Regions from separate parts of the Homo sapiens genome. Here all the other regions are linked to region 3. A link is a contact called in ENCODE Hi-C or POLR2A ChIA-PET data. All regions are on one chromosome and are shown on one strand. Each heading gives the region's core, a stretch centred on a gene start or an enhancer-like site at or near the end of the contact. The rest is flanking DNA. Distances are from core to core; before and after follow the strand shown. Region 1 overlaps MBP (myelin basic protein). Region 2 overlaps MBP (myelin basic protein). Region 3 has its middle 41 kb from the start of GALR1.

What was found. A loop is a pair of places that touch in the nucleus more often than their neighbours do. ChIA-PET counts read pairs that join two places held with the same protein, here RNA polymerase II (POLR2A). Pooled maps may share reads with other maps.
Region 1: a loop to region 3 is called in a map of psoas muscle, with 4 times the contacts of the local background. The contact joins two enhancer-like sites. A Hi-C loop is called at or near these places in 39 of 168 maps with a recorded cell type or tissue (B cell, CD14-positive monocyte, CD4-positive, alpha-beta T cell and 29 more), 35 of 37 single-sample maps with no recorded cell type and 43 of 50 pooled maps. POLR2A ChIA-PET finds 5 or more read pairs at or near these places in 19 of 52 experiments (CD4-positive, alpha-beta T cell, CD4-positive, alpha-beta memory T cell, GM12878 and 15 more).
Region 2: a map of naive thymus-derived CD4-positive, alpha-beta T cell shows a loop between it and region 3 (4-fold over the local background). The contact joins two enhancer-like sites. A Hi-C loop is called at or near these places in 8 of 168 maps with a recorded cell type or tissue (CD4-positive, alpha-beta memory T cell, CD8-positive, alpha-beta T cell, IMR-90 and 4 more), 6 of 37 single-sample maps with no recorded cell type and 15 of 50 pooled maps. POLR2A ChIA-PET finds 5 or more read pairs at or near these places in 9 of 52 experiments (AG04450, CD4-positive, alpha-beta T cell, CD4-positive, alpha-beta memory T cell and 6 more).

What each region holds. Positions count from the first base shown.
Region 1 is chr18:77,125,095-77,129,245 of GRCh38, forward strand. All of the region lies in intron 1 of MBP (myelin basic protein), which reads right to left. Among named protein-coding and RNA genes, the nearest start is that of MBP, 5.6 kb to the right of the region's middle. RefSeq lists enhancers at 2,784-2,833, 2,854-2,913, 3,004-3,063. Within about 2 kb of position 2,902, at least 8 of the 41 ENCODE cell types and tissues checked have a DNase peak (open chromatin) inside an H3K27ac peak, as active enhancers do; they include CD14-positive monocyte, gastrocnemius medialis and psoas muscle, where a contact is called at or near this core.
Region 2 is chr18:77,107,083-77,111,353 of GRCh38, forward strand. All of the region lies in intron 1 of MBP (myelin basic protein), which reads right to left. Among named protein-coding and RNA genes, the nearest start is that of MBP, 24 kb to the right of the region's middle. Within about 2 kb of position 1,361, at least 25 of the 41 ENCODE cell types and tissues checked have a DNase peak (open chromatin) inside an H3K27ac peak, as active enhancers do; they include CD4-positive, alpha-beta T cell and CD8-positive, alpha-beta T cell, where a contact is called at or near this core.
Region 3 is chr18:77,206,860-77,210,614 of GRCh38, forward strand. No RefSeq gene overlaps it. Among named protein-coding and RNA genes, the nearest start is that of GALR1, 41 kb to the right of the region's middle. RefSeq lists an enhancer at 2,467-2,526. Within about 2 kb of position 2,257, at least 16 of the 41 ENCODE cell types and tissues checked have a DNase peak (open chromatin) inside an H3K27ac peak, as active enhancers do; they include CD14-positive monocyte, CD4-positive, alpha-beta T cell, CD8-positive, alpha-beta T cell and 2 more, where a contact is called at or near this core.

The DNA.
Region 1 (4,151 bases), core at 1,652-4,151, 81 kb before region 3:
GACAACGAAGAGGAGGGAGACTGTCTCTCCTGCCCTTTCTTCTTCCTCTCCTTCGCCTTCCTTGTCATTGTCATGCTCTTACCAAATTTCAGTAATTTCACCTCCACACCTGCTTTCAGATTCCTTTGTGGGGCCTTCTAATCTTCCTCTCTAACACTTCATTATCGCTGGTGTCATTTCCCCCCAAACTTTACATTGGTTTATTTATTGCTAATATAAATTACTAATTAGTTCGAACATATTAAAAAGCACAGATAATAATCTACAAGACAACTGGCTTATCCTTTTCATCAAAAAAAGTAACACATTCTGTTATTTGTATAAAATCTCAAAATATTTTTAAGAAATAAAACCATGCAGAGACAGCCAATTCCCTCCCCTCCCCGAGATTAGAAGATAACATTACCTGGCTTCTATATGTCATATAATCCCACGTAATCATGACCACATGTTCTTTTGTGGATTTGAAAATTTTAAAGAAATAGAATAATACTATATATATTCATTTGCAGTTTGCTGGTTTCCATTCAACACTGTTATTTAGAATTTTGTCCATGTTGATACACAAAGTCTGGGTAGTTTAACTGTTGTAAGTAAATCATAGCGTAAATCTATAGCCCTACTCATGGGGAATTAGTGTGTTTCCCTCCTTTTTTTTTGTATCAAAACTTTTACTCGATAAAATATGTACACCTAGTTCAGTAGTGCTGAGAGGGAATTCATACCCTGAAATACTTATATTAGAAAGCAGGAAAAGTCTCAAATCAATAATCTAAGATCTAATTCAAGAAACCAAAAAAAAAAGAGCTAAATATATACAAACAAAGTAGAAGGAAGGAAATACCCAAGAAAGAAATCCCCAGGCCCACATGGTTTCACCGGAAATTTCTACTAAAACAGTTAAGGAGAAATTTATGGCAATTTTATACAATCTCTTCCAAAAGTTAGAACAAGTGGGAACACTTTCTAACTCATTTTATGAGGCCAGTTATCCTGATACTGAAACTAGCAAAGACTATACAAAAAATGAGAACTATAGATCAATATCTCACAAACACTTAGAGGCAAAAGTCCTCAACAAAATATTAGTAAAGTGAATCTAGCAACACATAAAAAAGTTATATACATGGCTAAGTGGAATATATATCAGATACTCAAGGGTGGGTCAGCATTAGAGAGTCAGTCAATCAACTATCCATCATACCATGAAGTCAAAGAAGAAAAATCTCATGAACATATAAATTGTCCCAGAAAAGACATTTGACAAAATACAACACACATTCATGAATAGACATGGACTATTGACTTGATAAAGAACATCCATAAAAATCCTATAGCTACATCATAATTGGTGGTAAAAACTCAGTGCTTTGCCCTTTAGGTCAGAATAAGGCAAGTTCTTGCAACTCTTATTGAATATAGCACTGGACATTCTAACCAGTACGGTAAGATAAGAAAAAGAAATAAAAAGTATATAAATTGGAAAGAAGAAATAAAACTATCCAATTTGCAGATAACATGATGATCTACATAGACAATCCCAAGAAATCTACCAAAAAAAATCCTCCTAGATCTAATAAGGCAGCTCAGTAGGTTGCAGAATGTGGACTGACACATAAAAATTACTCACAGTTCTACCTACTCCACAATAAACGTGGAAACTGAAGTTAAGACACAATGCCATTTAGAAATGCCCCAAAGAAAATAAAACACTTATGTACACTGTAAAGAAATTTCAGATTCAGAATCTGTGCACTGAAATTTATAAAACATTGATGAAAGAAGTTAAAGAAGACCTAATTACCCATAGAGAGACAACCTGTGATCATGGATTGGAAAACTCAACACAGTAGAACTATTAATTCTCCCTAATCTATACATTTGAAGAAATTCCTATCAAAATCCCAGCAAGGTTTTTGCACCCATAAACGCGCTATTCTAAAATTCATATGGAAAGGCCCAGAACCTACAATAGCTAACATAAGTTTTATAAAGAATAATAAAGTGGAAGGAAGTCACTCCACCTGATTAAAGTTGACTATGCAACTACAGTAATCAAGACAGTGTGCTCTTGGCAGAGAGACTGACATATAGACTAATGGAACAGAATAGAGAACCCAGAAATAGACCCACAGCAATAAGTGGAAACGGTTTTTAGCAAAGGTGCAAAAGCAATTTAATGGAAGAAGGATCACCTTTTCAACTAATAGTCCCGGAGCTATTGGACATTCGTTGGCAAAACCCAAACCAAACCAAAACAAATAAGCCTCAACCTAAACCTCACACCTCATACAAAAATTAACTCAAAATGGAAAATAGGCTTAAGTATAAAATGTGAAACTATAAAATTTGTAGGGAAAAAAGGAGAAAATCTTCGGGAACCTCAGGCTAGGTGAAGACTTAGACTTCACACCAAAAATCAAAATCCAAAAAAGGTAAAATTAATAAACTTGAATTCAACAAAATGTAAAACTTTCTGCAAAGGACTCTGTGAAGAGGGTGAAAAAACAAGATAAAGTGGTAGAAAATAATCACCGAGTGGTAAGGCCAGCATCTAGAAAATATAAAGAATTAGGAAAACTCAGTTGTTAAAACCAAACAATCCAATTAAAAAGTAGGCAAAAGACATGAACAGACTTTTCACTGAGGAGGATACACAGATGGCCATAAGTACATAAAAAGGTCTTGATGTCATTAGCCATCAGGACAATGCAAATTAAACCATCAGGAGATATCACTACACACTTATTAGAAGAGCTAAAATAATAAAAAAAAAAAATAGTGGCAATACCAAATGCTGCCCAGGCTGGGAAGGTCCTGAATCACTCACACACCGCCGGTGGGAATGCAAAATGGTGTAGCCATTCTGGAAAAGAGTTAGCAGTTTCTCATAAAATTAGACATGTGCTAACCATATGACTCAGCAATTGCACTCCTGGGCATTTATCCCAGAGAAATGAAAACTATGTTCACACAAAAACCTGTACAAGAATGTTCACAGCAGCTCTATTTGCAATAACCAAAACCTGGAAATAATCCAAGTGCCCTTCCTGGGTGAACGGTTGAACACACCTTGGTTCATCCAGATGACGGAACACCACTAAGTAATTAAAAAGAAACACCTATGGACATGCTTGCCAACCCGGATGGGTCTCAAGGGAATTGCGTTTAGCGGAAAAAGCCAGTCTCGAAAGGTTGCATAGTGTATGATTCCATTTATAGAGCATTCTTAAAGCGACAAAATTATAGAAAATAGGAACCATACTGTGGTTGCCAGCCTCAGGGAGGGGGAAGGAGGAAGTCAGCTTGGCTATAAAGAGTAGCATCAAGGATCCTGTGATGAAACTCTCCTGTCCTCTGATGTGTTGGTGGTCACATGGTTCTACATGGGTGATAAAATTACAGAGAACTAAGCGCACGTGCATACCACACACACACACACACACACACACACACAGAGCAGTCTATAAAATGAGTACATGTAAACTGGTGGAATCTGAAATCTGAACAAAGTTAATGGGTTGTATCAATGCTCATTTTCTAGTTGTGGCATTGTACTATGGTTTTGTAAGATGTTATTGTTGGGAGAAACTGGTGAAGGGAATTGCATGTGAATCTACATGATCTCAAAACAGGGTTTTACTACATTGCTTCAGTGAATATCCACTGTGTGTGTCTTATGCACACAGACCAGGTTTTCCCTAGAGGAGATACCTAGAAGTGGAATTGTTAGATCTTAGGATACACCCACCTTCACTTTTTCTAGATTATTCTCTAACATCTTTGTTCCTATTTACATTCTAGTCGAACTCATGTGAGGTCTAAGTTTTCTACACCTTCTCTAATATTTGGTATAGTCACAATTTAAATTTTTTTCCAGTACCGTAAAGGTAAAAAAAAATCTTTTTGCCATCTTAGTTTTGAATTCCCTGATTCCCAGAGGGTTAAAGTCCTTTTCTTATTTTATCAGTCCATCTGGGTTTTCTCATTAGTCTCATATTTTACTCTTGAGTGGCTTGTTTCAAATTACCACATTTTAGAACTGTTTCTGTATTCTAGATCCTGGCCTCACATAGGTCTGTTTCTCCTCATCTTTTAGATATCCACCTATTTTTCACAATGGTGACTCAGACCAACGCAGTGCTATTCAC
Region 2 (4,271 bases), core at 111-2,610, 100 kb before region 3:
GTGTTGTTTTAACTAAATATTAAGAGCTTGCAGGATGGACACACATTATAGAATAAAAACATGTCAAATATCTGTCAATCCATCTTTCTGTTTAAGAAATAAGAGCTGGTCTATTCAAAGCTAAACACAGGCAAAAACAGGTAACTTCCTTTAGTTAAGGTTGACAACTTGGACCTTTGGGGGCATTTTGCCCATCCAGACATAAATGAACCTCCTATCACCGGCTGTGTTCTCCAAGTGCCTGTTCCTGGCCCAGGCATCATCTCATCTCTGCCTCCTGTGAGCCCTCGCCTGCCCAGTCCCCTTCCTGTTCCCTGGCTCTATCCGTTTCTCACCCTCCTCCTCCCACCTCCTTATGCTGGGACTAGGCAAACACAAATGCAACACTCACTCCTTCCAGGAAACAAAGCTCCAAGGACTTGTCCCAAATCAGAATAGTGTGGGCCATGTAAATATTTTGGGACTTGCTGGTAGACAAAGAGAGCTATTTTTGGGCAAGGGGCTCTTGAACGCAGCTGAAATCTGTCCACAAGGTGCTGAACTGCTCCTTGGAGAGGGGCCATGTTTCTTCCGAATCAGTTTGTTCTGATCAAATGTTGTCATGCTTCATAGCACAACTCTAGGTTACGCTTGGGATGATTGATCTTAATCATGATTTAGAAAACTCAAGAATACTGGACACAGAATTGGTGAAAATAACTCAAGTCCAGATCAGACTTTTGAATACATCTTGTTGGATTTGACTAGTTAGACAAGCCTACTTACTTGCATTTGACTGGCCTCTCAGATTAATATAAAGAATATTTATATGAATCACTGAGGGTTGGTTAATTCTAGCCTTAAATGCAAAATTTATATACTAGCAGGAAAAGAAAGACAAGAGGAACAAAACGACAACTTGATGTGTGGGAGCCCCCATCAGAGCCGTTAGTGGAAATGGCCCCTGAGCACCGGTAAGTGAGACGTGTCTCAAGGAACTATGGTGGGAACGACAGAGCATCTGGCTGATAATCACGAGTGACTGGCAGTCTGCCTTATTAGCTTCTGACACTCTGCCCCAGTCTGCCTTTTAGAGAAGAGCTCGAGAAGGATGAAGCTCTCACTGTCACGGGGCTAAGAGCTCAGCCTGGCAGCTGGTTTCTGTAATGTGCTGAAAAGATCCATCTGCACACAAAAGCAGCTGCATGCTTGGAGGAAATCTTTTTTATTTCATTTTTTGCAATTAATCAAATTGAGAGAGCCAGAGAAAAATTGGGTAAACATGTGAAATGCTGCAAGGAAAGTCAGCTGACTCTGAAGCATCTCTTGGGTAATTAAAGAAGCCTTTTGTAAACTAATAGAAAAGGAAAGAGAGGGAGGAAGAACTGAGCTAGAGCTGTGGGAGGGACAGACTTTCAGATTCCATCAGGACCGCTGAGACTTCCGCGGTCTCAGTTGGTATTCAGTTCTAGATCCGATTTCCAGCCACTGGGATGACTGGACACTTTGATAATGTCTGTGTGATTATCAACACTTAGTGTTACCTCGAGGGTTAACATTGGGCACAGGCAAAGTTAGTCACCCAGATTTACTAGGAAGCAGTCCACTGTTGTTGACTGTTAGGCTCTCGTTTTTAATAATGTACACCTAAAGCAGCTTAGACTACATGTCACCTTGGTGGAACCACAGGATAATTCAGCATAGATAAAACTCACTAGCCTATCTGTGCAGGGAAATAGCTCCCAGCTGAAATGCTGGGGAACAAACACCTTGTTCCTAGGTATTTTACTGATTTCATTCTCTAGGTAGTTCTGACTTTCTACGGTGAAAATCAGGCAGGTGAGACCTAGGTCTCAATCCAGGTTCCATCTGGGTGACCCCGAACAAGACTCCACTTTTCTGAGCCTCAGTTTCCCATAAAGTAGAGGTAATAAAACTTGCCTTTCTGCACTGGTGTGAGAATGAAGCCCATGTGGGCTGCAGGGCTGGGCAGGGCTAGGGTTAGGGTTGGGGTATGCTGCAGGCGTTGCTTTGCTTTCTGTCTTCCTCTTACCTCCACCAGGTCCAGGGTTCCCTGGGTGGGTGGTGAGCAGCTGCAGAAACATCGCTACCTACTTACTATCACACATGTTCAGAGACCTCTAGATGGCTTCCCACATCTAGATGCATCCACTCCTAAACTGACAAGGTCAAGGGAAGAAAAAAGGCTAAAAACACCAGCTGCCCAGAAGTTACATCCTACAATTGCCTGTCAACAAAGCTCTTGATCCAACACACACAACTGAAGCACAGGGGAAATGCAACTGCTGCTGCTTTAAGACCACACAAAGTGTCCTGGGGTGTGGAAGGTGAGGAAAGAGGGAAAAAAGTGAAGAGGAAGGACATTCACGAGACAGCCATGCCCCAAACGCCAGACAAGTATTCAAATATTAAAATGTGAAACTGGCTGTTTTTGAAATAATTGTGAGTGCAATTTTACAAGCAATGGGATTATTGTGAAATCCCTTGTAGAAATAAATGCATCGTGAGATAGAGAAGACCTCAATGCCAGTCTTCCTAGATAGTTGGCACTTGGTTACCCAAATCATCTTACTCCCACTCCCAAACCTGCAAAAATGTAGGGAGCAAACATCGTGCCTGTTGAGGGTTAGGCTGACAAGCATGTCAGGTGCCATAATGCAAGGTCAAGTTTATGATGGCGTGGAATTCATCATATGCTCTCCGCACTTCATTTTGTTTAGGCTTATTAGCAAAACATTTGCATTGTGTAGAGCTGCAGGGTATACCCATATTATAGGACACAGATCACGCTTGTGTTACTTTTAGACTTAGGATTCTTTGGACGTTGTTTTCATAACATGCTTTTGATTGCACAGTTTTTTTTTGAGTCCATGTTCAAGAAAGCAATCCTAAAGTAATGTTTCTATGGAGATAACAGGATTTATTTTACAATGATTTGCTTTATCCCTCATGTTTCTATAAACCTAAGTTAGATAATTACAGGAATAACCCTGTAAGCTTCATTCCCATTTTACAGTTGAGAAAGTTTAGAAGACTGAATCTAGCTATGAGAATGCCTCTAGGAATATATTTTAGTTATGAACAGAGTTATTTACATTTTGAATGTCCCATGTGGAAAGTATGACAGTAGGCCTAAGACATTCTACATTCCTAAATTATTAATCAATACAATAAGAGAAGTGTGCAGTGGTGAGGGTCTCAGAAGCGGATACGAGGCAGCGTGATGCGGTGTGGGGACCGGCCATCAGCACCTGAGAACTTCTTAGAAACACACATTCTTGGGCCCTGAACTCTTTGCTTTCAGAAGCACTACAGGTGATTTGTGTTCGAGAACCTTCTTCTTATAGATCAGGGGGCAAAAACCTATGACATATGTGAATTTTTTTTTTTTTTTCAGAATAGAGATTTCCCATGCTTGTGTCACAAGGACCTTCTCCCCAGTCCCCCACCTTCCCTTCTCCATGTAGTGAGAGAACTGCCCCTCTCCCCACACCACCTGCCTTGCACTGGCCACCTGGCTGCCCTGGCAGGGACTACATTTCCCAGCAGCCCTTGCAGCTGTTGCTGGTCACCGCCGGACAAGGGGCCTTTCTCCATTCCATAAGTGTGTATGGAACTTTTGTTCTAAGACCACTTCCCTAGGCATCAGATAAATTAGATAAGATTTTTTTTTCTGTATTTGGAAACTGTAACATGTTATACCTAAACAGACACATGAGAATATATTATAAAACATATAAATTGTGGTTAATTTAATAAAATCTAACCAGCAGGATCCACTTGGGAAAGTCTTAACTTGTGCCTCTGCTAGTAGAATTTGAAGAGCCCACCATGAAGGCATCTTTTTCTGCTTTCTCTGCTTTTTAAAATCCCAGGAGCAATGTTTTCGACATCCCAGGTGCTTTGGAGTCTTCGCGGTGTACGGGACCTTAAAGCTGAGCTGGCTGTATTGCCTCGTGGCTGCTCCAGTCCTGTGCTAGACCTCTCGCTGGGTCTCGGGGTTCTCAGCGCCTGTTCAGAAAGCCTGGCAATGTTTGCCTGGGAGGAAAAGCTCCATAAATACACGCTGAAGACACGACTCTGTGGGTCCGTCAGATGAAACACAGCATCACCCAGCATCCACCGAGGAGCCCAGTGCTCATGGGCACGGTTCTGTATTTTGGAGGTGCCATGACTACAGCTTCTTGAAGAAGGCAACTAAGGGAAACGCTACTGTGGATCTGCACACATCAGAAAAGGCTTCTCTGACCCCTCAACTGTGTGCAAAATAA
Region 3 (3,755 bases), core at 1,007-3,506:
CAGCCTGCACAAGCTGTCCCAGAACCACCAGAGAACTTGGACGCCTTTGCCTCCCCCACAGCCAAGGGCCCTGCTGGGAGAAGTGGAGTCGAGTTGGTGTAGAATGTTTCCCCTGGGTGCTCAGGGCATCTATTGAATGGGTTGTGGGCTAGAGGGAGGAAAATTCACTCTGGTAAGCTCAGGCCCAGAGGTGTGCAGAGATTTTCCTGTCCATCTCTGGGTTCAGAGGGACAGGAAAGAGCCACAGGGGCTTTGCCCGGGACACTTTTGGATGCTCCTGGCTGGAAGGACCAGGCAGGCAGGGGGAGGGGTGTGAGCAGATGGATGGGAGTGGCCATGGCATGGCCTTCTCTGTGATTTATCCCTCCCTCTCTAACGTTTTTATAAAAAAGAAAAATCAGTTTGGCAAAACTAGATGAGCTGAATGCTCCTAACTATTGCTGTTTGTTGAAATGACCTGCGGTGATAGCTGGTCCGCGTGGGATGAAACCTGCATGGACTGACAGGCTTAGTGATGTATGCCACCAGAAAATGTCCCCAGTTCTTTTGGAAATATTAATGCTGAAAAGTGAGAAATAAAACAATACCATTTGTGAAATAGTAAAAACGAGAAACCCTAGGCTTATTTTCAGTCCTGCCCTGGAAACCCTGTAATAATTAAGATTTTTCTAGAAAACTCTTGAGAGGTGAAAAGCCCTGGGTGGAAGGACACGCCCTGCTGTATGCTACATGACCTCGGAAGATACTCGTGATTCTCTTGATCCTTCTCTGTAAAATGGGGCACACCACACATCTCCACCAGGGGCACTACACAGGGCTCAGGATGAAGCCCTCACACGGCAGGAATTTCAGAAATCTCAGCTGGCAGCAAATTTAGAAGCCCTGAATTATTGATAGCATATTTTCTCTCCTGCCTGAATCCAAAGGCTTTGTGAGGTCAGGACCACGCTGGCTGAGTGCCCAGGGTGCTCCAGGGTCGGGGCACGTGCTCAGACACATGCAGAGAACGACTGAAAGTTGAAAGGGGTTCAGTTAACTCCAAGTCCACGCATTCAGCAGATTATGTCCCACGAGAAACACACCAGAGAGATGCCGACCAAAGACAGCCCTTGCTTCTGCAGTCACTAGTGTTTATTATTATTATTATTTTTAGAAAGAGACGGGGTTTCAGTATGTTGCCCAGGCTGGTCTTGAACTCCTGGGCTCAAGTGATCCTCCCATTTTGGCCTCCCAAAGTGCTGGGATTCCAGGCGTGAGCCACTGTGCCCGGAGGCTGGTTGTTTTTAATGTCCTTACTGAAGTATAAAAACACTGTTTAGTGTTTCTTTATTTTGTTTTTCCTGGCTTTCCTGTACTTGAACTTTTTTTTTTTTTAAGAATTCCATTTTGATTTATCTAGTGTTTTGGGGTTTATCCTTTTTTATAGTTTTTAAAAATGGTAGCTGTAGGTACTTCATTATTTATACACATCCTACATGGTCTAGTGGTGCTAGATTTTGTTAGTTCTAATACAATATGGTCACCTAAACTCTCGTTTCATACTTTCCCTCCCCCATATTATATTATAGTTTACAATATTATGTTATAGTTTATAATATGACTATCATCTTTAATACTTTCTTTACATACATTGAGAACATCAGACAGCATTATCATTTTTGCTTCCAACCATGGAACATAATTTAGAAAACTCAAGAGGAGAAGGAGTCTATTTATTTACCCATATTTTTTACTTTTGCTGTTGTTCTCACTTTCTTCCCAATATTCCAATATTGCTTCTTTTATAATTTCCCTTCTGTTTAGGAAACTTCCTCGAGCCATGCTTTGAGTAACCCTGCTGATGGCAGATTCTCTTAGTGCTCCTTCACTGGAGAATATCTCTATTTATACCCGTCCATGAGGGACATTTTCCCTGCCATAGACTTTTGGTTGACTGGCCTTTTCTCTTGGTATTTGAGACGCTTGCTACTTCCTTTTGGGTTCCATGGTTTCAAACGGAAAATTTGCACGTCCTACAAGCAATGTGTTTCTCTCTGGCTACTTTGCAGCTATTTTTCTTTGTCTTTAGTTTTTCAGACCTTTGATTATGATGTATCTTGGTATAAATTTCTTTGGGTTTACCACATTTGGAATTTTCTCAGATCCTTGAATCTTTAGTATATTTCACTAAACTTGGGAAGTTTACAGCCATTTAAAAAATATACCTTCCAGTTTCACTTTCTCTTTCCTCTGAGGATGACACAGGCTCCTGAGAGTCTGTTCTTTCTCCTCAGCCCACTTCCTCAATGCTGCTCTGAGTTGGTGACTTCTGGCCCTCGTCCAGTCTTTTGTCCTCTCGCTGTCCTGGTTGAGTCCACGCATTGAGGTTTTAGGTTTGTTTGTCTTTTGGTTATTGTGTTTTCTTGCTTTATAATTTCTTTTTTTTTTTTTCAGACCGAGTCTCACTCTGTCACCCAGCTGGAGTGAGGTGGCATGATCTCTGCTCACTGCAACCTCTGGCTCCTGGGTTCAAGTGATTCTCCTCTCTCAGCCTCTCGAGTAGCTGGGACTACAAGTGCCCACCATCGTGCCAGGCTAATTTTTGTATTTTTAGTTGAGGTGGGGTTTCACCATGTTGGTCAGGCTGGTCTCGACCTCCTGACCTCAGGTGATCCACCTGCCTTGGCCTCCCAAAGTGCTGGGATTACAGGCGTAAGCCACCATGCCCGGCCTCCTTTGGTTCTTCTTTATTCTTTTGCTAAAATTGTCTAATTTTCCATTTATTCCACGGGAATTCATACATGCTGAAGTGTATTTATGATGGTTATGTGAAGATCCTGCTCAGCTAATGATAGCCTCTGACTCATCTCCGTGTTGTCATCCATCGGTTTATTTCTCCTTCCAGTTGTGATTATCCTAGTTCTTGGTATGCTGAGTGACTTTGGATCGGAGCCCGTACATTTAGGATATCTTATGAGACTCCCGAGCTGCTGGCGTCTTCGTCTGCAGCAGGTGCTGTCCGCTGGGCTGGGTACACGTGGCACTACAGCCGCAGCAGAGCCCTGACCGTGCTGGGTGGCTGCAGGCAGGTGGGGTGATGATAACCTTCCCCTGGCCCTTCTAGTATCTTCAGGTGGATGTGGGGCTTCGGCTACACTCAGCTTCCTTGGGCCCTGCTGACCCCAGGGAGGCTGTGGGGAAGCCGGTGCCACGGCCTGCCTCCCACTGCCAGCTTTAGCCTCAGTGATGCTACACAGGGAGGGGGCTCCCTCCTCAGCCCGGTTGATACTGAGGGGAAAAAGTGGACTCAACCTGCCCCCTACCCCTTATCCTTTCTTATGGTGAGGGGCTTGCCAGGGAGGGCACAGGGCAGTGAGCAGCCCCATGTCACACTGCTTTGCTCAGGGTTGTTGCTGCCGGGTGGGGTGGAGTGGGGCTCAGCTCCACAACGGACCCACTGACATTGCCCTGGATAGGTCAGGGTGCTGCCTGCTTGTGCAGGGGGTGGGATGGAGCCAACTGATGCTCAGCGCAGCCCGAGGCCCTGGCAGGAGTGGGGGTGGGGAGGTGGAAGGTCCAGCCCTCATCGGCCCTGCTAAGAGCCTGGGGATGGGCCATGTGTGTGTCTCATGAGTCTTGCTGCAGGGGTTTCCTGTGGTTGGGCTGCTCTGTTCGTGGTCCTCTGGCTGGGGGGTGGGGGTGAATGCACGGTTTTCCTGGAGCTCCTTTTGTGTGTGTCTGTGGGTGGTCCCAGGGTTGGAGCTTCTGCAGAGCCA